Linked DNA regions of Homo sapiens: all the other regions are linked to region 5. A link is a loop called in an ENCODE intact Hi-C map of the cell type or tissue named here. Cell type or tissue: HCT116. All regions are shown on one strand. Region 1 overlaps TARID (TCF21 antisense RNA inducing promoter demethylation). Region 2 has its middle 56 kb from the start of EYA4. Region 3 overlaps TARID (TCF21 antisense RNA inducing promoter demethylation). Region 4 overlaps TARID (TCF21 antisense RNA inducing promoter demethylation). Region 5 has its middle 28 kb from the start of TCF21. Region 6 has its middle 13 kb from the start of SNORA33.

Region 1 (4,000 bases), 170 kb before region 5:
CTGGAGTGCAATGGCGTGATCTCAGCTCACTGCAAGCTCTGCCTCCTGGGTTCACGCCATTCTCCTGCTTCGGTCTCCAGAGTAGCTGGGACTACAGGCTCCTGCCACCATGCCCGGCTAATTTCTTTGTATTTTTTAGTAGAAACGGGGTTTCACTGTGTTAGCCAGGATGGTCTTAATCTCCTGAGCTCGTGATCTGCCCGCCTCAGCCTCACAAAGTAGTCTGTTTAATATTTTTAAAGTTTTCCAAATCAATAAGAGACAGATGAGCATCTGTTATTTTATTTTATTTATTTTTTAAGAGATGGGGCCTCACTTTGTTCCACAGGTTGCAGTGCAGTGGCATGATCATAGCTCACTATAGCCTCAAACTTCTGGCCTCAAGGGATCCTCTTGCTTCAGTTCCCCAGTAGCTAGGACTAAATTTAAAATAAATTTTTAAATTATTTTCAGAGACTGAGATCTTACCATCTAGCCCAGGCTAGTCTGCAACTCCCGGGCTCAAGCAATCCTCATTCTCCCAATGTGCTGGGATGACAGACCTGAGCCTCTGTGTCTGGCCTTATATTTTATATATATAAAGGGTAAGGACTGTTAATTCACAAAAGAAGAATAAAAAAGAAGTAAAATGGCCAAAACACACTTTTAAGTATAAAATCCCACTGGAAATCAAGTAAAAGCAAATGGTTTCCCCCAACACATTGGCAAAGGTGTGAAAATAAATATATATTCAATTTGAAGAGGACATTGGAAAAATCAATACTTCAATGTATTCATACATTTTGACCCAGATTTTTAAAATTCTATTAATTTATCCAGAGAAAAACAATAATGGAATGCCTATCACATATGCCTAAGAAAAAAAGGTGCCTAATAAATATTTTTGAATAGATGTATAAAAATACTTTTGCAATAAGAATGTTTATAATAGCAAAAACTGGAAAAAACTGAAATGTCCCAGGATAAGGCATTAAATAAACTGTTATCTCCATACAGTGAAATACTGGGTAGCCATTGGAAATTTTCGATTAAAGGTGTGGAACTACATAGTCTATATATAAATAAATAATAAACCATTTAAAAACAATTTATATGATTTCATTTTTTTCAAGTGTTATGTATCTACACATACATACTCACTCTCCTACAATAAATAAAAGTAATGGAAGGATTTTTGCCAAAGTATTCATAGAAGTACTGTCGTTTTTATTTTCATTAAATATGCATTACTAACCTAGTACAAAGAAGCAATAAATGTTATTTTTAAGTACTGGTAAAAGTGTTGAATATTTGATAAAACTTTCTTTCCTCCTCCTTCCTTCCCTGAAATGTCTGTACACTTAGTCAGTGTGTGAAGTGTGAAAATGTTGAAAAGAGAATGACGAATTTAGCTGGAATCGATGGAGGAACCCTTCCTGTAAGAGGAGTCATTTGAGGTAAGTCTTAAAGGATGAGTACATTTTGAATGCAAGGGTAGGGGAAGGCAGGAAACCCCAGAGTGTGTGGGAGAAGAAGAGATGAATTCAGTTTGAGAGGCAGGTATTGAATTGTGTGTTAGACATGAAGCTGAAAGGTAGCTGGGGTTGAAACCACAGGTAGGCTTCTCCATCCTAATGAGAAGGCTGAATTTCTCCATAGGATACTTCCTCGTTCCACATTGGTGACTCACCTGGAGCAGGGCTTGGGAATTCTGTCTCTGCCTGGAGCTTTTTTTTTTTTTTTTTTTTTTTTTTTTTTTGAGAGAGAGTCTCGCTTTGTCACCCGGGCTGGAGTGCAGTGGCGCGATCTCAGCTCACTGCAAGCTCCGCCCTTCTGGGTTCACGCCATTCTCCTGCCTCAGCCTCCCGAGTAGCTGGACTACAGGCGCCCACCACCACGCCCCGCTAATTTTTGTATTTTTAGCAGAGATGGGGCTTCACCGTGTTGGCCAGGATGGTGTCGATCTCGTGACCTCGTGACCCACCCGCCTCGGCCTCCCAAAGTGCTGGGATGACAGGCGTGAGCCACCGCGCCCAGCCTGCCTGGAGCTCTTTAAAGGGCTCTGAGCCTGGGATTCTTGGGAGAGTTCCATTGCATTGTATGGTCACGGAGATTGACACAGGTGATTTTTTTTTTTAATAGAAAAGTGTTATCACTAACCCTTCTCAATATATTTTCTGTCCCCTTATTTTTTTAAGATGGATATCTCTAATCTAGGTCAGAGGAGGAGTGTGGTATGCCAAATTCTTTTGCTCTGGCTAACATGATTGGTAAATAAGTGAGAATTGACACTTTTTTTGTTCTTCTTCATTCCACATATTATTCTTGTATGACACTTTTCTCTGTAATGTGAACATGTCACTCTTGAAAGTAAGCCCAAGCCCATACATAGGTACAGGACCTCATTGCAAAGAGACAGTGCAGCTCCAAATTCGTGGGAATCCATCTCCGCGGTAGATGCTCCCTTCAAAACCCACCCTCCCAATTCTGAGTCTTCATCTGAATATGCTCATAGTTTGCCTATATTGACTAAAATAAGTAGTTATTTCAGGTCAAAAACATTATTTGTGTTTGTTGTTGTTGTTTTGTTTTGTTTTTTTTGAGACGGAGTCTCACTCTGTCGTCGCCAGGCTGGAGTGCAGTGGCGCGATCTCAGCTCGCCGCAACCTCCGCCTCCCGGGTTCAAGCGATTCTCCTGCCTCAGCCTCCAGAGTAGCTTGGACTACAGGCGTGTGCCACCACTCCCGGGTAATTTCTGTATTTTTAGTAGAGACGGGGTGTCCCCATATTGGCCAGGATGATCTCGATCGTTTGACCTCGTGATTCACCCGCCTCCACCTCACAAAGTCCTGGGATTATAGGCGTGAGCCACCGCGCCCAGCCAATTGCTTTTGAAAAAAGAATGATACCTAGTGTCCGCCCAATTTTATAAAATCAACTGATTCAATCAATTGGGTCCAACTAATTTGTACCTATCTTGAGAAAGGATTCTTCATCATTCATCAAGGGAAACCTCTGTGTTGTCACCCCTTTACAGACCCCTCTGTGTGACAGGACAGGTACTGTGGCTTGTGATGACTACGTAGGACACCATTTAATGCTCCATGTGTACCCCCAGCTAACCGACACTCAGGAGTAGAGATGAATCCCCCCAAATAATTACTGTATTTCCACTGATAAAATGAAAAGCACCATTATCAATGATGCTTCACCTTTAACTTCTAGAAATAATTCCAGAAAATCATTTTTTATTATTTCTTTAGGTCATCCTCCATACTCTTGAAATAATGTTTCTTCTTCCAACATTCTCCAAATTTAACTGACTCACCTTTTGTGTCATTTTCTCTAGTGTTTTGATGCTTGGTCAGTGAATGTAAAACACTAGCTAAAGCTTATATAATAAACAAAGATAATTATTTGAAATAATCTCTTCTAAATTAAAAGTATCTCCTCCAAGTAGAATTTGCTGTTTAACCAAACCACACAAGCACTGAATAATGAGCGTTCTGGTCTGTGGACTAGTCTAAAGGTGATCACTTCTACTGGTTAGTCACTGCTTATACTGCCAACATATAGTCTCTGATTTCATTTCTTTGTATTGAGGCAAACTCTAGGATGAGAAAGAAAATAGGTTATGAATTCAACTGCTTGAAAATTTTGTATTATGAGCCGTGAATTGCAAATGCAAAAAGCCAGAAATACGATGAATAGTGTCTTTAACATTTAAGAAAGAATTGACTTTAAATCTCCTTGTCCAGATGCAGAGCTAATCATCAAAATTCCTACCAAAATTACTTACAACTGTAAAAAACACACACATACACATTTTAGACATGTAAATCTAAAAAGCTGTTAGAGGGAGTTATGAAAATTACATGCAATTATCTTGTAACTGGGATTACGAATCAATTTTCCCAGTGTTCTATTCTTTGCTTTCTTACTGCCTTCCAGAGTTTGATGTTTCTCATTTACAAAAAAAGGGATATATTTCATTTAGCAAAAAAAAAGTTGGATTTAACTC
Region 2 (4,000 bases), 730 kb before region 5:
TACACTTCTTACATCAATTCTATACACTTCTATACACTTCTTAAGGAAATGTTTGTGTGTCTATGGGAGAAATAAATAAAATGCCTTTTAACCATTATAAATTAATCTTCTTTGAAAGGCAAAATCAAATTTGGGAGCTGATACATAATTATGTGATTTCCACTTTGAGGGTAGCATCTTGCAGTGCAATAATCTGTTTCTCAAACTTAACTATATTGTATACGTTGTATTTGCCTGCATTGAGCTTCTAAGAAGACTGCTTCTTTCTTATGGGTTTTGGGGGTAGGATGAAGAAGGATACAGAAAGGTAACAGACAACTGAAGAATTTAAAACAGAGGGGCAACACCAGAGAAAAGAAAAGCCATGTATACACTTCATTTTGATGAAAAAAAACCCTCATTTCTGTTACTTTTATGTTTTTAATGATAGAAGTATGAAGAATACATAGATGATGGTCAACTTTTTAAGGAAACAGGATTATTCTTTTCTAGTCCTAAATTATTTGAAAACAGAGATCTTACCCTTCTCACCACCAAGCACAAGATTTTCTTCAGTAAATATGGTTTCATTTGATTTCTCTGCACATACATTTCTACAATCAACTACAATAGAGGCTAAGCATATAGGATGAAGGAAGGTAATTTGATATATGTACATGACCTCAGCATTTTGAAAGAATGTCATGTGTAGAGTATGGCATTAGGGTTGTGGGATTCTGGAAAGCACTCCAACGGAAATAGGACTATCAGTAGTGGCACCTGTGAGCAGACTTCAATAGAAGCTGCATAACAAGCAGTGACAAATCAAAAACTTGCATTCAAAGCCCTGTGTTCATTGCATCTGTGTTCTTTGAAAAAAAAGATGCGTAAAAATAGATGCACAAAATAACCCTTGCCCTCTAGGAGTTAACATACTAATTGAACTCATACATACTTCACATACCTTCACACATATCTTCACATACCTTCAAGTATAGGGAGAAAAACCCTGTTCATGTCATAAATATAATCAATAACATCTCATGGTTAATTACAGGAATGGTAGTGTTAATATAAATGCTGACCAATTAATTACCAATAAATACTAACAAATTAGTGACCAATAAATATTTTCACCAGAAAGCACATCAGAGAAATATATTTCATGTTTTTTGTGATTTCATAATAGGAGCAGGTTACCATTTTCAGCAATTACACATATCATATAAATATTTTAATAGCTGAGGGCATGTATGAAAATATAAAGACCCTATCAATATGCATTTGCTAGTTAGTTTACAAAAAATATGTGTCATCAGAAGGCGAAGAATAGTTAATTTACTGACCACGAATGTCCTCTTGTTTTCCAGAACTTCAAATTCTTATATTTTTGAACAACATGTTCTTAAATTACAAAAAGAACATAAAAATGTCGGGCTCAAAACAAAACACACTGCCAGAGCAGAAATAATAGAAAGATAACATATAACTGGAATTCTGATTCCCAACTATTAGTAAAAAGCCATAAACCTATACAGATCCCTTAGCATCTCTGGGTCCATTTGACCAGAGATAGTTGGAGTTAGGTCAACGGGGTCTCTTTAGCCCTTTCCTACTTCTGAATTATACAAACTGTATGATGTCAAACTATAATACAGAGAAAACAGTGCAGAGACAAACCTGCCACTCTAATTTGTCCCATGACAATAAATGTTGTTAGGCCTCAGATTCTACAAAGATAAACTGATGAACTCAATCTTTAAAAAAAAAAAATCCCTTAAACTTCTGAAATTTTATATTGTTTATGTATATTTGGAAGTATATTTCAGGGTACATTATACTTTATTGTGGGTCAATAGGGGGAGCTCTCGCATTGCTTTTTTATGTATACCACAAATAATAGAATTTACTTTACCTTAATTTTAAAGATTGGGCTGGATTATTTCATTACAATTAGGTACTTATAAGCCAGAGGCATCTCATTACTCACTACAGCAATATTAAGGTAGGCCATGTACTCAGCTGTGCCCCTTTAACTTTGAGGGCTTTTTAATCATCCATCAAAGCACACGTTTGTTAGTCTGCTTAAACCATTGCAGAAGTTGTTTTGTTTTCTGTTTGTTTTTTGGACTCCAGCTTCTTCAGATGAAGTTAAGGTCTATGTTTGATTTGTATTCAAACCTATAAGAGTTAAAGGCAGGAGGAAAGGTTTATGGAGATTAAAAATCAAGAAACCATTTCATTAGGTCTGTGCTTCTGTGGGTTGAACTTGCTACACACACAACTTGACGTGTGTACTTCAATTATTATTATTCAATTATATATTTCAGGGGCTTGGCATCTTTGCTCTTTACTGTTTTTTATTTCTTCATGTGTTATATATAATCCACTTCCCTAGCTCACAGAGGATAAAAGCAGTTCATCATAGAATCTTTAGGAAGTTTGCTTTCTCTAATTGAAACAGATGTCCCTTATGTTAATTAGAATATGAAACATGGGTTGTTAACTGTTAGCTTTCAAATGAAACTCATACATTAATGTTCAGGTAAAATGAAAATGAGACAACACAAGTTTAATAGACATTTCTTCAATAAAGTTGTGGTTTATAGTTAGGATGAAATTTTATTGCTTACTGTGATTTATACCTACTTTATCTAAAGGTTCGTGGTGGCCAACAAATAACGGCTCATATTTTTTGGCCATTTTTTCCTTGAAAACACAACTACATTTTAAAATATGGAAAAGTAATTTATAAGGGAAATGAAAAAAGCTTACATGGAAGATTACATAAAATACATCTGTCTTTTCAAGCCATTGAGATATATAAACAACTCGTTAAAACCTTAAAATGCCAAGAGGAAGGACAAAAGATTCTTTTATTGCAATGAACTTTTGAAAAGATGTCTTTTTTTTTTTCTTTACTTTAAAGGAGTAAGCTTTTTACTTCACATCTAAAGATCTTGATTAAATTTTTTGTGTGTATGTGCGTATATTTTAAAATAGTATCACTTGAGGTTCTTTCTTCCGAGGAATCAGTGATAGAGCAAATACATAAGAAAAATAAACATATTTGGCAGCCAAGAAGCTTTTTTTCAATGAAAGTAGAATCTTTTGTTTTTGACTGGAAAAGTTTTTCTTTTTATGTCAAATGAAATTTTAAGATCACCTATGAGTTTGGAACCAAATCCTTTACTGCCAAATCTGATTCCAATCCTTAAAATCTGTTTTTGTAATACTGCCAGCCATGCACTAACTTTAAATAGGTAGCCAGACATATTGGCAAAAATATACATGGTTAATCAAATAAAACTATGTAGCAGTTTGGAAACAATCAATCAACTTTCAGAATCTTTTAAGTATGAAGCTGCTGTGAAGACATCATGGCTTGCAGTGAAATATTGCAATAAAACTCCATAAGCAGCTGCTTTTGAATTCATCTTCTCCTTTGGTTTTAAATTTTCATAGACCTGCCTCTTAACTATGAATTTTATAAGCTTTTGAAAGAAAAAAACCTGGCAACCTACTATTACAACTAACAAAGAAATGAGGAATGGTAATACAGTTGGAAGCTGAACTCACTGCAAGAACTGCCAACTTGAACTTATCTAGTTAACTATTACTGTACGGATTGCACTTGAAACGGCTTTTGATGGCTGACATTATTTTACTGAAAAGAATATGTGTGAAGGTACTTAAGCACTTTCTCTTGTGTTTTATAGCTTAAGTTTCTTTTCAAATAAAAGACAACATAATCTAAAAAATCCAGATATCCCAACATTAGCAGATTTCATTTCTGTTAGATGAGAAAACTATTACTATTCTTTAAATACACACCAATGACAAACCCACAAGACCTTCACTTACTTTTTTAATTTTATATTTTAAAAGAGGAACAAAAATTGCATTTCACAAATGAATTATTTATGAGATAATAATTCTAACCCTGCAGTTACATTAGAATGTTTTATTGCTTCTACTTGGTAGGCATTCTTCTTTATTGTAATCCTAAATGTAATTAATT
Region 3 (4,000 bases), 350 kb before region 5:
CTTCCATACTTGCATTTATTAGGGCAGCTGCTCTTTCAGTCTCTGATTCACTTTGCTTCAGATCCCAGTCCCTTTTGGTTTTCTCTATTTGGATTTAATAACTGAGTCCTGGATCCTTTAATGCTAAATAATAGGCTGCATAGGGCACTGCCTCTGGTTATTACTTTGTCCATTACAACTATGCCCTAATACCAGGCCCAGGCCTGGGGATACTGCTGGCCACTTAACCCTTGGGGTAGAGGGAGGGAGATGCCACCCCATGACACTGCCACACCCAGAGCTTACACTTGGCATAGTTACACCTTTTCCAGCACTGACCACTCTCCCTGCATTTTGCATCCTCTCATTCCTGTTGCAATGTCCAGAGCCCTCATGATGCTTCCTTGCTCTCTGCTTCACATAATTCTTCATTCTCCCCAACCAGCGTTTTCTGAACAGTACCCAACATTCCAGACTTTTCCCACCCCCTCTTCCAGTTTCTGATCCTCATTTAAGTGAATGCCTCATCCTACCAAGGATTCAGTTTCTGCAGAGGAAAGTTGACTCATCTATAAGTCTCTAAGCAAATAGAAAATAAAATAAGTTTTAAAACAACAGATTGAAATCTCTGCCACCGAGGGCTCAACACGACCCTTTATGTAGCAGCGCGGGGCGCAGAAGGAATTCAGGGACCCTTTTCCCACTTGCAGTGACTTTTGATGCATGTGTTTCAGTAGCTTCTGGAGATGGGCTACGTGGAAATACAGAACGATTCTCAAGTAGATTTGAGACAACTCCGAGGAGTCTGAGAAATTTGGGGGAAGAATTTGAACTTGCCTGCAATTCCCAAGCAGTAGAGGAAGTTGGTCGGATGATTACTTGCAGGTTCGTGTTGTCTGTGAAAAAAACAAGTTTGATTAAATAATCAGCAAAACCTGGATAGTCAGAAAAGACTTGAGAGCAAGTGAGAAAATTCCAAGTATCCCCTCCATCTTTCTTTTAGTACCTAACACAGTACATGACACATAGAAGGAGCACCACAGATATCTGTTCGATTACACCCTGATTGCACTTACTGCTCTCTGAGGCCAAAAGATATAGGGTCGAACGTTTTGAGCAGAAAATAACTGGCTCAAGGCTGAGGAAAAACAACAGTAACACGAACCATAACAACAAAATCTACGCTGGGAGCGGTGGCTCACACCTGTAATCCCAGCACATTGGGAGACAGAGGCATGCGGATCACATGAGGCCAGGAGTTCGAGATTAGTCTGGCCAACATGGTGAAACCCTGTCTCTACTAAAAATACAAAAAAAAAAAAAAAAAAAAAATTTAGCTGGGCGTGGTGGCACACGCCTGTAATCCCAGCTACTGGGAAGACTGAGGCAGGAGAATCGCTTAAACCTGGGAAGCGGAGGTTACTGTGAGCCGAGATCGCGCATGGCACTCCAGCTTGGGCAACAGAGCGAAACTCCGTCTCAAAACAACAACAAAAACCTAAGGAGTGAGATAAGAATAAAGACGTTTCTTTATTCCTCATAAGAACCCCTCACCAGGTCCTTCCCTAGAAATAAGCTAATTATTGTTAAAATTTATTCAGTTAAAGGAAAAAACGCCATCAATCCTTTTCTTTCCTCCTTCCCTTCATTATTCAGGTTTCTGAAAGTCTTCCCACTGGCAATACCTCAGAAGGACACCAGAGGACGATGTATTTTAACTGTTCGGATTCTCTCTAAAACCCCATCTTTCTTTTTCAGAGTCTCAAATCTCAACTGACAAATTAACCTAAGAACTATTCCACGAAATAAAGTAGAAGCAGCATGCCTTGTAGAGAAGCCGTGGTATAATGTATTATACTTTAATATTAATATTGTATTTTACACAGAATTTCTGCGAACTGCATGAATACTGATGATTCCAAGCCTAAACAAGAGGGGGAGTACAATCACAACACTCTGGAGATTAGGTGCTTAAAGCTTTCGAAAACGGCAGCCCGCTTTGTTACTGTGGCCGGTTCCTGGCTGGGAACAGGCTCCTTTTCGGCACTACCTACTTGATACGTGTGATGTTGTCACAAACATCTAGAAAAAACATTAGTTCTCAGGAAAAGAATAACAGGAGACACGTATATTGCCATATGAAAACAAGTATACATACGTGTGTATGCATGTGTATATTTGTACAAATTATGACCCCCTCGAAAACCTATGATCAGTGTCTCAAATATTAACATTACAGATAGTATTCCATCATTCCTGACTGCAACTGACAGGAGTTTCACTGAGAAGTGAGGATCGGAGCTTTGGTGACTCAGCTCTTTGTAGTCACCCCAGCAGGGTGTGTCATATGAGGGCCACGGAGCATGCATCATCCTGAGGAAGGTGTTTAAAACCAGCTCCCCTCGATGAGACAATCTCAGCGCTCCCTCTAGCTAAACCTGGCCTTATTGCCCTAACTCTAGTACACCAGATTTAAATATGCTTCACATAAAATACATTTGTCAAAAAGTACTAGAAATTAAGCACTTAGAAGCAACATCCAACTTATTAATGAAACTATAATTTTTCCTCAATATCTCAGCAATGATGAAGTAAACTAACTTTAGGGTAGACGTTAAAGCGTTATTTGCCATACATTTTTGCAATTCTAGCCCTCTTTAAACCTACTTGCAGAAAGTTATTAGCCCCAATGTCCATAAAATCCTTCTAAAAGAAGCTAATTCTTCTTCCCCAGCACCCAAAGTTGTTTGTGTTTTCTGTGAAGATATATTTAATATTCAGAAATTACTCTGTGACTTGCAAAATACAACTGACTCAAAATATATAAGTAGTGGGAGGGATTCTAACCTATAAATAAAAACCTCTTAAGTCTCAAAACATTTTAAGTAATTTTAAAACATTTTAAAATTTTAGAAAATAATTTATTGAATTAAAATAGTCAGCAATTACTGGTTATTACTAACATGAGCAAAATCACTGACAATTCAACTAAATTAAATCTATGAAAATCTGGGATTTAAGAATAATGTATTTATAATTTCTACAGAGGACAAGCCATAAATATTTTAACTTGAGAGTCTCGCATATATACACATTGTGAGCTAAATTAATCAAAACACTTGCTTAAAAAATTAACTATGCTTGAGGTGTCATGGTAGAGATCATATTTTAATGTATCAGAAAGAGATTTGATGCTTGACTAATTTCATTTAAGTGCATATTTCTTGATTATCATCCAACATCCCAGAATCTTATTTCCCTCATCTGAACCAACAATTAGAAATAGAGCAAATATTATTAGACAACATCCATGAAAATATATTCAACTTCATTACCAAAGAAATGCAAATTACAATCTATATAAGAAAAATATAAAAATAATGAAGTATTTTTAAATCAATAAAATATATAGTTTTAATGAGCACATGATGAAACTAGTATATTCATACATTGCTAGTTTTAATAAATATTAAAGCAAGTCATTTTGTAAAACAATTTTGCAGCATAGTTCAAAATATAGGATTCCATTCATTCGGAAAATCCAGAAGTAATAACTGAGCACCTCCAATTCACCGATTTAGGGACTGGAAATGCAATGACCAGCGTAAAGTGACACACCATCCCCGTGCTCATATTGCTTGCTGTTCGGTATTATTTTAAATTGAAAGGAAATAGTTGTATGCAGGTGACTATTCTCTGATATTCTCTGAACATAATTTAAATGCCTAACAGTTGGAAAGGCAACAATTAAATTTTAGCTTATCAATATCCTGTAAAACTATATAACCAATAAAATGAGAATTATGAACAAAGCAATTAGAAAAATGTTTCTGACATAGTATTTGCTGAATGAAAAATAGGAATTGATAATGTGTCATGCATGTAAAAAATAACATGTATAGAAAAAGTCTGGAAAGGAACATTAGAAGAATTTGATGAATTCAATATTTTATATCATGTTCTCCATTACTTTTTGTCACAACAGTTTTATATAATCATTTGAAAGTATTAGTAACTGAGA
Region 4 (4,000 bases), 80 kb before region 5:
GAAAGCCTGACACACGCTGATATTATCAGGCTGGTGAGAATCAAGTTCTATAATGTATGTGCGGTATTTGCTTGTGTTGTCCAGCATAGTGGCATAGTGAGCACTTACATGTCATCTACTATCAGTTACTAGCATTACCAACTACTAACCCACTGGCTGTTTTAAAGTAATTTTGTACCTTTAAAAATTTTATAATATACCACCTTAAAAGAATCAGAATAGCAAAAGTTCACAGATAATTTTCAGATGTCTCTGAACCTTCTTATTCAAAGTACTCTGCAAAGCACTAGAAAGGCATATGTACTTGGGTAAAAGAGTAAACACACACTGTCTCTCTCTTTCTGTTTTATCATATATATAAAATAAAACAGAGATATACATAATTATCTATATATTAAACATATATATCTTTATGTATATATCTTCCCCTTTAAAAATTACTGATATATATAGAGAGAGAATTTTATAGATAATTTTTAAAGAAGGGGAAATTATCTATATATAGATAATATTTTAAAGAAGAGGAAAGAGTTAGTTAAGACAAGTTTCTGTGTGTTGCTGACCCCTGTTGGGTGGAAAAATTAAAATTGGTCTTCTGAAAGAAAGAAAAGTGAATTCTCAACTCCCTGTACATGATCCTGACCGGGAACCTACTCTCATCCATTTCACTGATTCCACGTGTATGGCCATGGATGGGGACATTGGAGGCCTACTGGTTCTTCGAAGCCCTACTGGTTCTTCGAAGACCTGCTTCATTACCCAAATGTTATGCAGCTCATACCTCATTTCTTTCCTGAGACCTAGACTACCTTAAACTGAGAGGGAGGATCTCATCTTTCTTTCCCTTGCCCACCATACTCACACACACAGACATACTGACATACTCCCAAAACAAACACATGTCCCCCAAGCTTAAGTCTCTTAGGAAACAACCACATATCCTAATCTGGTCTTGATAGTCAGCTCACGAGAACAAAGGAGAGGAAGATTAATGTAGAAACCTGCACTAAAGGCTGAGTACAGTGGCTCAGGCCTGTAATCCCAACACTTTAGGAGGCCAAGGCAGGTGGGTCACCTGAGGTCAGGAGTTCTAGACCAGCCTGGCTAACATGGCGAAACCCATCTCTACTAAAAATACAAAAGTTAGGTGGGTGTGGTGGCGGATGCCTGTAATCCCAGCCACTCGGGAGGCTGAGACAGGAGAATCGCTTGAACCCGGGAGGTGGAGGTTGCAGTGGGACGAGATTGCACCACTGTACTCCAGCCTGGGCGACAGAGCAAGACTCCGTCAAAAAAAAAAAAAAAAGAAAGAAAAAAACCTGCACTAGAATAAGTCCTAGTTCTTTCTTTTCTTTAAAGACAGACAAAATGCGATGTTTTAATTCTCATTTTACCTAATAATAAAGAAAAGATGTACCATTAAAATCAAGTAGGAAATTATCCTTGTCTTATTGTCACTTTTTTAAAAATTGTGCTATTCTGCACAGACCAGTTTCTCTAGAATGTTCCCTTGCTGACTTTTCCTCTAGTAGTATCAGTTATACCGAAAATCAGTCGTACTCTTACTTTATTTTACTGGGCACTATCAAACTTAACAGAAGAGGTATATAAAGGCAGGGAGAACTACCATTGATATAAGGCCTCTTCCGGACCGAAACGCGCAGCCGCACCTCTCTGTTCCGTCAGGTGGAATAGGCCCCCGACCCGGGATCTCTACCCAAAAGGAGGCGGTTAGAACACAGGTGTCCTATTCCCTTTAGTCCTCCATCCTTTACTAGACAAAGCTGCGCAATTAGAATAATAAAATGCAGCCGGGAGAAATTGTTAACGCTTGTAATCCCAGCATTTTGAGAGGCTGAGGCTGAAGGATCGCTTGAGTCCAGGAGTTCAAGCCTGCAGTGAGCTATGATCGGACCATTGTACTTCAGCATGGGCGACAGAATGAGACCCTGTCTTTAATAATAATAATAATAATAATAATAATAATAATAATAAATCCAAAACATCAAGAAATTGGTTGTGCCCTTTTAAAATACACTTAGAAGGGGAACGGTTAGAAATCTTAATTTCAGGGATATTTTACTCCTAAACCTATTCTTTTTGTTTTTGCAGAGATTGATCATGCCTACAATGACAACTGGAAAACAGAAATGAAACCATATAAGCCAAGCACTCACGCAATCTTTGTCCTCCCAGTTGACTTAAGAACACTTGTGAAGAAAATGTGGCGTCTTTAGATCTCAGGTAAGGGATCCGGAGCACTGTTTTTCCTGATACACCTCCATCCTGCAGGGTAGTTGGGAGTGAGGTGTGCTGAGAAGGAACAAGTTGTCCGCTTTAACTTGACAAGGCACGGCTTCCCCCGCCTCCTACTTGAAGTATTCTAGTTGCTGAAATAAATGTTCAGGTGTTTTGGGTTTTGTCTCTTCCAGCTCCGCCCGTCTGCGCCTCTCCAGCAGAGGGCGCCTTTTCCACTGGGTCTCACTGTGGGCTGCTGGGAGTTTTATTCGGTTTGGGCCGGGAAGGAGCTGTGCTGGATCCGCGCCCCCTGCCTTGGCGCCGCCTCTGGCCCCCTGAGCCGTGGCCCATCCCATGCAGAATCAATCGGGGCTCCTCACTCCCGCGCCTGCTCCCCGGGGGCTGAATCCGCCCGCCCGGGGGCCAGGTGCCGTTGAGATCCCAGGCGCTCCACCTGGAGGCCCTATCTGGATCGAAACTCGCACTCGCCCCGCCCTCTTGTTACCAGTTCTCTCCGGGCTTGTGGAAAGAGTTCCCCAACCCGGGATATATACCCGAGAGGAGGTTAGGACACAGGTGTCCTATTCCCTTGCATCCTCCATCTTCTCCTACTCTGTTACTCTCCTCTTTTGTTAGTTTGATGGTGCCCAGTGAAATAAAGCAAAAGAATACAACTGATTTTCAGTGTAACTGATACTACCAGAGGAAAAGTCAGCAAGGGAACATTCTAGAGAAACTGGTCCTGTGCAGAATAGCAAAATTTTTAAAAAATGACAATAAGACAAGGATAAATTCCTACTTGATTTTAACGGTACATCCTTTATTATTAGGTAAAATGAGAATTAAAACATTTCATCTTGTCCGTCTTTAAAGAAAAAAAGAACTAGCACTTATTCTAGTGCAGGTTTTGTTTTGTTTTGTTTTGAGACAGGATTTCGCTCTTGTTGCCCAGGCTGAAGTTCAGTGGCGCGATATCGGCTCACTGCATCCTCCGCCTTCTGGGTTCAAGCTATTCTCCTGCCTCAGCCTCCCTAGTAGCTTGAATTACAGGCATGCGCCACCATGCCCGCCTAATTTTTGTATTTTTAGTATGGACGGGGTTTCACCAGGTTGGTCAGGCTGGTCTCGAACTCCTGACCTCAGGTGATCCACCTGCCTCAACCTCCCAAAGTGCTGGGATTACAGGCGTAAGCCACCGCGTCCGACCTTTTTGTTTTGTTTTTGCTTTTGTTTTTGTTTTTGTTTTTCAGACGGAGTCTCGCTCTGTCGCCCAGGCTGGAGTGCAGTGGCGCCATCTTGGCTCACTGCAACCTCCGATTCCCGGGTTCAAGCGATTCTCCTGCATCAGCCTCCAGAGTAGCTGGGATTACAGGCACCCACCACCACGCCCACCAACCTTGCCCTTCTTGCTGCAATCTCACCAAGACCGCTCTTGTCTCCTAAGTAGCTTTGGTCTGCCCCTTTCTTGGATTGTTTAAGATCGGCAAGGAACGGGGAGAGAAAGCGTAGCTAGCCAATAAGGAAACACGAACTGAAAAGTATTTCCGAAGCATCACTCCTGTCAGCGTTATTAGAGTACTGATGGCCCATATTACGATGTCGCTGGTTGTATGTCTTCCCCCGCACAGTGTCCAGAGCACCGTGAGGACAGGGCTGCTTTTACTCTACGTTTGCATCCTCAAAAGGTACAGCACCCAGCCCAGTGCTTGGCACAGAGTCTATTGATGATTGATAAATAATAATGTACGTCGAAATTTGGATG
Region 5 (4,000 bases):
TCTGTTAAGCCACCCAGTCTATGGTATTTTTGTTATAGCAACCTGAACAAAGATAACACCAAAAGCATGAGCCATAAAAGGAAAAAATAATAAATTGGGCTTTATCAAAATTAAAACTTTTACCTTTTGAATGACGCTGTGAAAAGGAAGAAAAGACATGCTATTGAGTGGAAGAGAATAAAGTTGATCCTTGAATAACAGGTTTGAACTACATGAGTCCACTCATACACATTTTTTTTTCAGTAAATACCACCAGCCCTCCATATCCACAACTAAACACAGTTAAAAAACACAATATTTGCAGGATGCCAAATCCTCAGATATGGAGGGTTGATTTTTCATATCCAAGAGGTAGGTTCTGCAGGGCTACTGGGGGATTTGAGTATGCATGGACTTTTGGTATTGGGGATGGTCCTGGAACCAATCCCCACTAATACTGATGGACAAATGTACTTTCAGACCATATATCCAACAAAAGACTAGTATCTAGGATTTATAAAGAACTCTCAAATCTAAATAGTAAACAAACAATTCAATTCAAACACAGACATGAAGAGACATTTAACCAAAGAAGATATACAGATGGTAAATACGCACAAGAAGAGATATTCAACATTATTAGTCATTTGGGAAATGCAAATTAAAACCACAATAAGGTGTCACTGCCTACCTCTCAGAATAGCTAAAGCATTATTTAAAAAAAAAAAAGTAACATCAAATGCTGGTGAATATGCAGAGAAATGGATCACTCACACATTGTTTTGGGGAATGTAAAATGGCACAGCCATTCTGGAAAAGTTTGGTAGCTTCCTCTAAAACTAAATATGCAATTACCACGCACTGCCAGTCATTTATCTCAGAAGACAAAGACTTGTGTTCACACGAAAACCTGTACATGAATGCTTATGGAAGTTTTACTAATAATAGCTCCAAAAATGAAAATGCTACAACTATCTCAAAATTTAAAGTTTGTTTTTTAAAAGAGCGAAAAGGAGGTTCAGAAGTATTAAATAATTCATCTGAGGCTGCCCCACTAACAGGATTAGAATTCAAACCTCATGGCTAAACAAACTGGCACATCTATTACTCCGCAGTAAAAAGGAATGAGCTATTAGTTCGCATAACGATCTGGATGAATCTATAGAGAATTATCTAAGTGAAAAAGCCAATCCCAAAAGTTTACATAATGTATGATTCCATTACATAACATTCACAGACAAAGAAAGGGATGCTGTATTGGCTGAAGTAATTTGTCCTGATTATCAAGGGGAAATTGGGTTGCTACTATGCATAAAAGTAAAGAAGAATGTACAAGAGATACCCTAGTGCCATCTCTTAGTACAGCCAATTCTTGTTATTTGTGGTAGTTATGTTCCAAAACGCAGCTGCAAACACTGAATTAGCAAATACTGAACCATTGCTCCTAGGATGTGTGCTCATTCATATATGTTTCATATTTAAGCAAGCATATCTCACATAGATTATAATCTTAACTCCTCAAAACAGTTGATCCTTGTAGATTCTATTTTCTTTATTTTACAAAGGTGAAAATGCTATTCAAAATTAAAATTTTGTTTTTTAAAAGAGTGAAAAAAAGGTTCAGAAGTGTAAAATAACTTGCATGAGGCTGCCCCACTATCAAGGTCGGACTTCAAACCTCATCTGACTGACCCTAAAGCTGGAGCTTCTTGCACTACACTGCACTGCCCCCTACTGGCTGCATCCTCCGGTCATCGCTGTTTGAAAGCTGAGACAGGAAAGCAGAGCATTGTCTTGTTAATAACCTCAGCGGGAGACGTGCTCTGAATGTAGTTGACTCAATTTTTTCTCTGCTCTGTGTATGTCCCTTGAATGACCAAGAAACCCTGCATTTCAGACTTGCCTAGCCAGCACCCACAATCACATAAGCCGATTCCTCGCAGTAAATTTCTTAAAATATGTATTTCTCCTACTGGTTCTGCTTCTCTGGTTGAAACGTGACTGATATACAATGGAAAAGGGAAGTAAAGCTCCAGATGGAACTTACTAATTAGCTGTAGCTGACTTGAAGACAGTGCAATTGTCATTGATTGTCCAGGTGGGCCCAATTCAATCACAAGGGTCTTTCACTGTGGAAGAGGCAGGCAGAAGAGTCTTTAAAGATAGAAAGAGACCCCAGGCCAAAATGCTGGTAGCCTGTAGTATGTGGAAAAGACAAGGAAATAGATTCTTTGTTAGAGCTGTCAGGAAGAATGCAATCCTGCTGTATCTTGATTTTAGCCCAAGGAAACCAATTTAAAACTTCTGACCTCCAAAACTGTAAAATAATAAATTTGTGTTCTTTTAAGCTACTTAATTTGTGGGAATTGGTTAGAGCAGCAATGGAACTAATAAACCAAAGCTATGAAAGCTGTCTTAAAATTTTCTTAGAATAAAAGAGTGAAAAAAACCCATAAATCTAATGTATTAATATATATAAATGATTTATGTGTTTACATGAATATATGTTTCATTTACAAAAACATGTAAACATATAAATTTTGACACAAAAATTATAACTAGTTTATGTTTTATAAAAGAAATTCAGAAAAAAATTACCATTGGGATTAGGCTTTATGTAAGAGAATGTTCACACTGAAGTTTTTGTTGTGATAGTACACTATAACAGATGTAAGATTCAAGACAGAACCCCTTATGAATAATTTGTAAAGAAACTGGTCCAAAAATGGCTTCATGACCCTTGAACTCCTCAACCAAATCAAGAATAAAAAGGGAGAGGTAAGTGTGGGGAGAAAGAAGATTTTTGTGAGAAGAATATCTTTGAAAGAAGATATTGTATGTGGTATGGCGCTGAGCTGCGAGCCCCATTTCACTCCTATCTCAAGGGGGAAGGAGAGACCTGCCATTTCCTGGGGTGGGAGAGATTTCCCAGGGATGATTCCTGCCTGAGGCCACAGAGGCTCAATTCCTTTGTAGCAGAGCCAGGAGAGGAAAACTGTGCTGGGATCTATGGTCATGTGCCAAATAGCGACGTTTCAGTCAATGATACACCACATATATAACAGTGATCCCTCAAGATTATAATACCATATATTTATGGTAACTTTTCTATGTTTACATACACAAATATATAAAATATATAAATCATGTTACATTTACATCATGTTACAATTGCCTACAGAATTCAGTACAGTAACATGCCATACAGGTTTGTGGCCTAGGAGCAATATATACCATATAGCCTAGGTGTGTAGTAGGCTATACCATCTAGGTTTGTGTAAGTACACCCTATGATGTTAACACAATGGCAAAATCACCTAACAACACATTTCTCAGAAGCTGTCATCCACAAGAGAGCAAGCTGGCACCAGGTCGGCTTGGCCCCAGTCCAAGCAGAACACTTGGGGAGGCAGAAGAACCCAAGCAGAAAGTTAAAGCCCACAGACAGAGTCTCAGGGGGCCACATGAAGTGGAGATGCATCTGTCTGGGGCAAGGGACAGTTCCCATAAGGAAAAGGTTGGCTCTAAACATCTGCAGATCCAGAATACATGGAGCCAAATAATAATGATACCCTGTTCTAGTAAGATACTTCCTTTCCCCTTACGAGTCTCCAAACTCACCCCTTCCTGTTTCAACTTTTGGTGGTCAGAAACTGGCAAGATTAGTGGTAGAGGAAGAGAAAAAAAAGGAGAGAGACTAAGATGAAGCCAGCTAATGCCCTTTTCCCACTTCCAGCCTCAGGCAAATCTGTGCTGGCAAGCTGAGGTTTAACACAAATAGTTCAGAGTTTCTATTAATATCTTGAATTGGACTTCATAATTACTGAATTGAAACTCTATGACACTTAGAATTGTCTACTAAGAATTAGCACAAAAAGTATGGGACCTGCCAAATTTTCATTCAGGGGAATAATAATAACTTCCCCCACTGAACCCTTTTTAAAGAGGCAATAGGAGAATAGATAAATAAATAGGACTGGGCATGATGGTCCATGCCAGTAATCCAAGCATTGTGAGAGGC
Region 6 (4,000 bases), 1.1 Mb before region 5:
TTTAATACTGTCACCAAAGGTAAATAAATATTAATGACAATTGTGATTTTCCTGAGTGTCAGCAGCCACCTTGTCTCTATTATCATTATTGGTTTTGTTATTTTCTAGAAGTAATTATATGGCCAGACCAAAATGTGACCTTCCTACTTTCTTTCCTGTGTTTCTGGAGAACATGCTTTCTCTTGCCTCTAGAGAATTTAGGCCTGATGTGACAATATTTTTCCACTGCAGATTCTACTGGAATTAGAGTCTGAGGTTTTTCTGTTTTTTGTTTGTTTGTTTGTTTTTTTCTTGAGACGGAGTTTCACTCTGCCGCCCAGGCTGGAGTTCAGTGTTGCTATCACGGCTCACTGCAACCTCTGCCCCCCGAGTTCAAGCAATTCTCCTGCCTCAGCCTCCCAAGCAGCTGGGACTACAGGCGTGCACCACCATGCCCAGCTAATTTTTTTGTATTTTTAATAAAGACGGGGTTTCACCATGTTGATCAGGCTGGTCTCGAACTCCTGACCTCAGGTAATCTGCCTGCCTTGGCCTTCCAAAGTGCTGGGATTACAGGTGTGAGCCACTGCGCCTGGCCGAGTCTGAGTTTTTAAGATGGAAGAGATTTGAGAAATGGTCTAGTTTGATTCCTTCATTTTCCAAATGAGAAGATAGAACCCCAAGTTCCAGGACATGACCCAAGAAGCCTTTGAACATTGGGTAAACTGACTGATTATAGGATTTGCCATTTTGTCGAATATTAGAATTGTTTGTATTTAATATAAGTAGAAGGATTATTATTATTATTATTTTTAGACAGAGTCTTGCTCTGTCGCCAGGCTGGGGTGCAGTGGCGTGATCTTGGCTTGCTGCAACCTCCACCTCCCAGGTTCAAGTGATTCCCCTGCCTCAGCCTCCCAAGTAGCTGGGACTACGGGCACACACCACCACACCCAGCTAGGTTTTTGTATTTTAGTAGAGACAGGGTTTCACCATGTTAGCCAGGATGGTCTTGATCTCCTGACCTCGTGATCCACCCGCCTTGGCCTCCCAAAGTGCTGGGATTACAGGCGTGAGCCACCGTGCCCAGCCCTGAAGAATTATATTTTATAAATTGGTAGGTAGCTTCCACAAAAGGCATGTAGAGATTTGGAAGAAAACTGTTTATACAAAGCTAAAACTCAAATGTACAAACATAGTATTCCATAAGCCATTCATTTGCAATGCTCTGCACTTCTGAGGTTTGCTGTGCAAAAACTGTGCAATATTTTCCTGATCTCTACTTATTTCGTACTATCCAGACCAACAACAGTGGTTCAGCATGGTGAATTCTCCAGAAAGAGGGATCTACAACACTGAGTCTTGTCAAGCCTTCAGTAGGGGAGCAACACAGGTGAATTAATAAGGCCAAGGAGACACGTTTAAAGAAAAGGGAAGAGAAGGGGAGCTATTTGCCCAGAAAACAGTGATTTGAAGAAAACCAGTCTGGAAGTGTATGATGAGGGTACATTTTATAAAAGATTACAGCAGCTGCTTTGCCTTGCCATGAAATAAACAAATAAGAATTAATTTTTAGAAGCGGTTATAATAACTTTAAATGAGGAGTGTTGCTACCTATAATTGATTGTAAGGGGAATTGGGCTTTTAAATATAATACTGGGTTAAGTACACATTCTTCTGAGACCCTGTCAGCAGAATGCTGATGTTTGTAATTGGAAAAGAGAATGTCTCTTAAGGATCTCTTTAACTAGTCAGCCTAAAACACAGATTCTCATCCTCAACTAGAATGCTATTCCTATTCACAAAAACCTGGGGAACATGATCACATTAATGCCCAAGAGATTTATAGCAAGAATAAGAGCAAAAGAAAATCTATGTATTTTTGAAGACATGGACTTCCCTAGTGGATATGTTTTCAGATTCTAAGAGTTAGAGGTAAAAATAAATTTTTAAAGTTTATTTTTTTAAAGTTACTTTATTATTTGTATCTACTTTGGTAAAATTCCAAAATAAGACAGTGATTTCTACTGTTTTGGTTAACTTTTGCCTTCCTCATACTCTCTGTGAGTATTCTAAATTTGAGACTGTTGGTGATAAATCAATTTCCTGAGAACACTTTAGCTAATATTAAAACTTAATATATATGGTTATTATTTTTAAAGTTTACTTTTTTCATGTTTACATTGTAAAAAATAAATGACTGAAATTTAGGTAACATGAGGAGAGCAATATTCTGAAAAATGAGGTGAAGTACCAATTTAATGTTTAGATAAGGACCAAAATTTCTTTAGAATAACTTTTATTTAAAGACATATCAAATTTAAGACATTATTATGACATTGTCAATTTGAATAAGATTGGTTTTTAATCTATGGCTAGAGAAAATTTATAAAAGAGCCAACAGTCTCTAGTTTGTAGTTTTATCCAATTTTACTTTTCATTCCTTTCGAGGGTAATTTCATTACATTCTATCCAGCAAACAGGAGATGGCAGCATTACTTCAGCCGTTCAAAAAGACACTCAATCCCTTCTGAAAAGAGAAGGCTGGGAGCTGATGGAGAGTAGAGATTTAGCAGCAGGTGCTACAATGTACATAGAACAGAGGAATGTATGTTTCCTATGTAGGGTACATAGGAAACAAATGTGAAATAAAACTGTTTAATGCCTCTGAATGCTGCAGATTTTTACGCATATTTTCCAGTGTAACAGGCCCTTCCCCTGTAAAAGTGAAATGGGTCAGATGTTGAGATTTTTATGGGATTTAGAAAGCTGTGCATGCATAACAAAGAGCTTGGCTCTACAGCTGTAGGATTTTTAATCTCTGTTTTTTTATGGAGTAGTAATTTTCTAAGAACACTAGACACTCATTTTCTTTATTTCTTCTCAAATTTCTAAGCATACATTAATAATAATATGGAACTTGGGTCTCAGGTCAAAAAAATACATACATGATCCAAACTACTGATATCTGCTACAACTGTTAATGCAGGAGATAAAATATTAGATTGGTAAATCCATGGACCTCAAGGCCTCAGCTCGTTTTTCATGTCAATTGGATACCTCTCCTTGAGGAAGCAACTTCTAAGGAACACAGATCTGTAATATACAAACTGGGTTTATTTTGTTGAATTTTTTTATATATCTGTAAATAAATTTACTTATGTTTTGTTTGTGAAAAATTTGGAATAGTCTTTCTTAGCTTCTTTCAGGAAATCTAACCAGCCACTTGGAAAATCAAAAATTTTATTAACTTTAAGTAAAAGAAGAGAAATAAAGGCCTAAATAGAAGTTTCCTTGATGCTGATATTAGACCTTTAACCCTGGTTAAGGAAGAAAAGATTCAAAGAATTATTCAAAAATTCAAAGAAAAGATTTAAAAATTGTCTCCATTCTTTGAATGGAGACTTGCCTTCCAGCCTTTATCTTCATTTTAAATTCTATATTCTTAGGAGCCTTGTTTAGGAGATATTTCTCCAAACCCTATTTTTAAAATGTGGATTTTTGTTGTTCATTTTAACTAACATCTGAGCTTTAATTTCCTCATATCTGCACATAATCTGCTTCAGGCTATGATTGCTTTTTTTTTTCTCTTTTGAGAAAGCAACCTTTCCATGTTGGCATAAATTTGACTTGTATGTACTAAGCAGAACATTTTATTAATATGCTAACCATTTTTCCATTAAAATCCAAGGCTATCACATACATAAATATAGCTTTTATGGGTTCACCAGAGATTCAAACGTGAACCTGAAATTTAGTCTACCACTTGGCAGCTTATGTCAACTGGCAGGGCTACTATATCAGAAATAATGACTTGAGTGTGAGTTTGAATAAATGAAAACCATAGATGTTTAATCATAATGCAGTCAGAGGTTTATCCTGGGCTCCATAAATAGTGGGGAGGGCAAAACTGATCTTGAAACATTTTTCACTTTTCTTTTTCAATATGTTCTGCCTTCTCATTAAGTAATTGTGAACAAGGACACTGGTACTAATTTTTAACCCTCTTTGACATGCTAAG

Evidence for each region. Hi-C counts contacts between places; a loop is a spot of excess contacts. Peaks named below come from ENCODE experiments on the same cell type or tissue, not always from the same donor. Only the 100,000 strongest peaks of a DNase experiment are listed, where the experiment ranks them.
Region 1: it touches region 5 in a loop (3-fold over the local background); 2 of 110 quality-filtered maps call a loop at or near these places.
Region 2: a loop joins it to region 5, with 5 times the contacts of the local background. A loop is called at or near these places in 10 of 110 quality-filtered maps.
Region 3: a loop joins it to region 5, with 10 times the contacts of the local background. A loop is called at or near these places in 97 of 110 quality-filtered maps.
Region 4: a loop joins it to region 5, with 10 times the contacts of the local background. A loop is called at or near these places in 41 of 110 quality-filtered maps.
Region 6: it touches region 5 in a loop (11-fold over the local background); 22 of 110 quality-filtered maps call a loop at or near these places.

The regions. Positions count from the first base shown.
Region 1 is chr6:133,744,310-133,748,309 of GRCh38, forward strand. All of the region lies in intron 4 of TARID (TCF21 antisense RNA inducing promoter demethylation), which reads right to left. Among named protein-coding and RNA genes, the nearest start is that of LINC01312, 75 kb to the right of the region's middle. In HCT116, no CTCF peak of the experiment used is centred here; DNase peaks (open chromatin) are centred at 1,402 and 1,652; H3K4me3 peaks cover 1,300 bases; H3K27ac peaks cover 3,294 bases.
Region 2 is chr6:133,183,162-133,187,161 of GRCh38, forward strand. No RefSeq gene overlaps it. Among named protein-coding and RNA genes, the nearest start is that of EYA4, 56 kb to the right of the region's middle. In HCT116, a CTCF peak has its summit at 1,855; no DNase peak of the experiment used is centred here; H3K27me3 peaks cover 737 bases.
Region 3 is chr6:133,567,374-133,571,373 of GRCh38, forward strand. It overlaps TARID (TCF21 antisense RNA inducing promoter demethylation), which reads right to left. Exons shown (of 9, transcript NR_109982.1): 5 at 817-875. Among named protein-coding and RNA genes, the nearest start is that of EYA4-AS2, 110 kb to the left of the region's middle. In HCT116, CTCF peaks have their summits at 1,669 and 2,403; DNase peaks (open chromatin) are centred at 1,708, 2,058 and 2,308; H3K4me3 peaks cover 1,139 bases; H3K27ac peaks cover 3,148 bases.
Region 4 is chr6:133,835,481-133,839,480 of GRCh38, forward strand. The region is part of intron 2 of TARID (TCF21 antisense RNA inducing promoter demethylation); the gene reads right to left. It overlaps LINC01312 (long intergenic non-protein coding RNA 1312), which reads left to right. Exons shown (of 3, transcript NR_027030.1): 2 at 2,113-2,244. Among named protein-coding and RNA genes, the nearest start is that of LINC01312, 16 kb to the left of the region's middle. RefSeq lists a silencer at 2,485-2,534. In HCT116, CTCF peaks have their summits at 2,470 (motif pointing right) and 2,670 (motif pointing left); a DNase peak (open chromatin) is centred at 2,491; H3K4me3 peaks cover 1,089 bases; H3K27ac peaks cover 943 bases.
Region 5 is chr6:133,915,036-133,919,035 of GRCh38, forward strand. No RefSeq gene overlaps it. Among named protein-coding and RNA genes, the nearest start is that of TCF21, 28 kb to the left of the region's middle. In HCT116, a CTCF peak has its summit at 1,714 (motif pointing left); a DNase peak (open chromatin) is centred at 1,726; H3K4me3 peaks cover 462 bases; H3K27ac peaks cover 504 bases.
Region 6 is chr6:132,827,952-132,831,951 of GRCh38, forward strand. No RefSeq gene overlaps it. Among named protein-coding and RNA genes, the nearest start is that of SNORA33, 13 kb to the left of the region's middle. In HCT116, a CTCF peak has its summit at 2,471 (motif pointing right); a DNase peak (open chromatin) is centred at 2,482.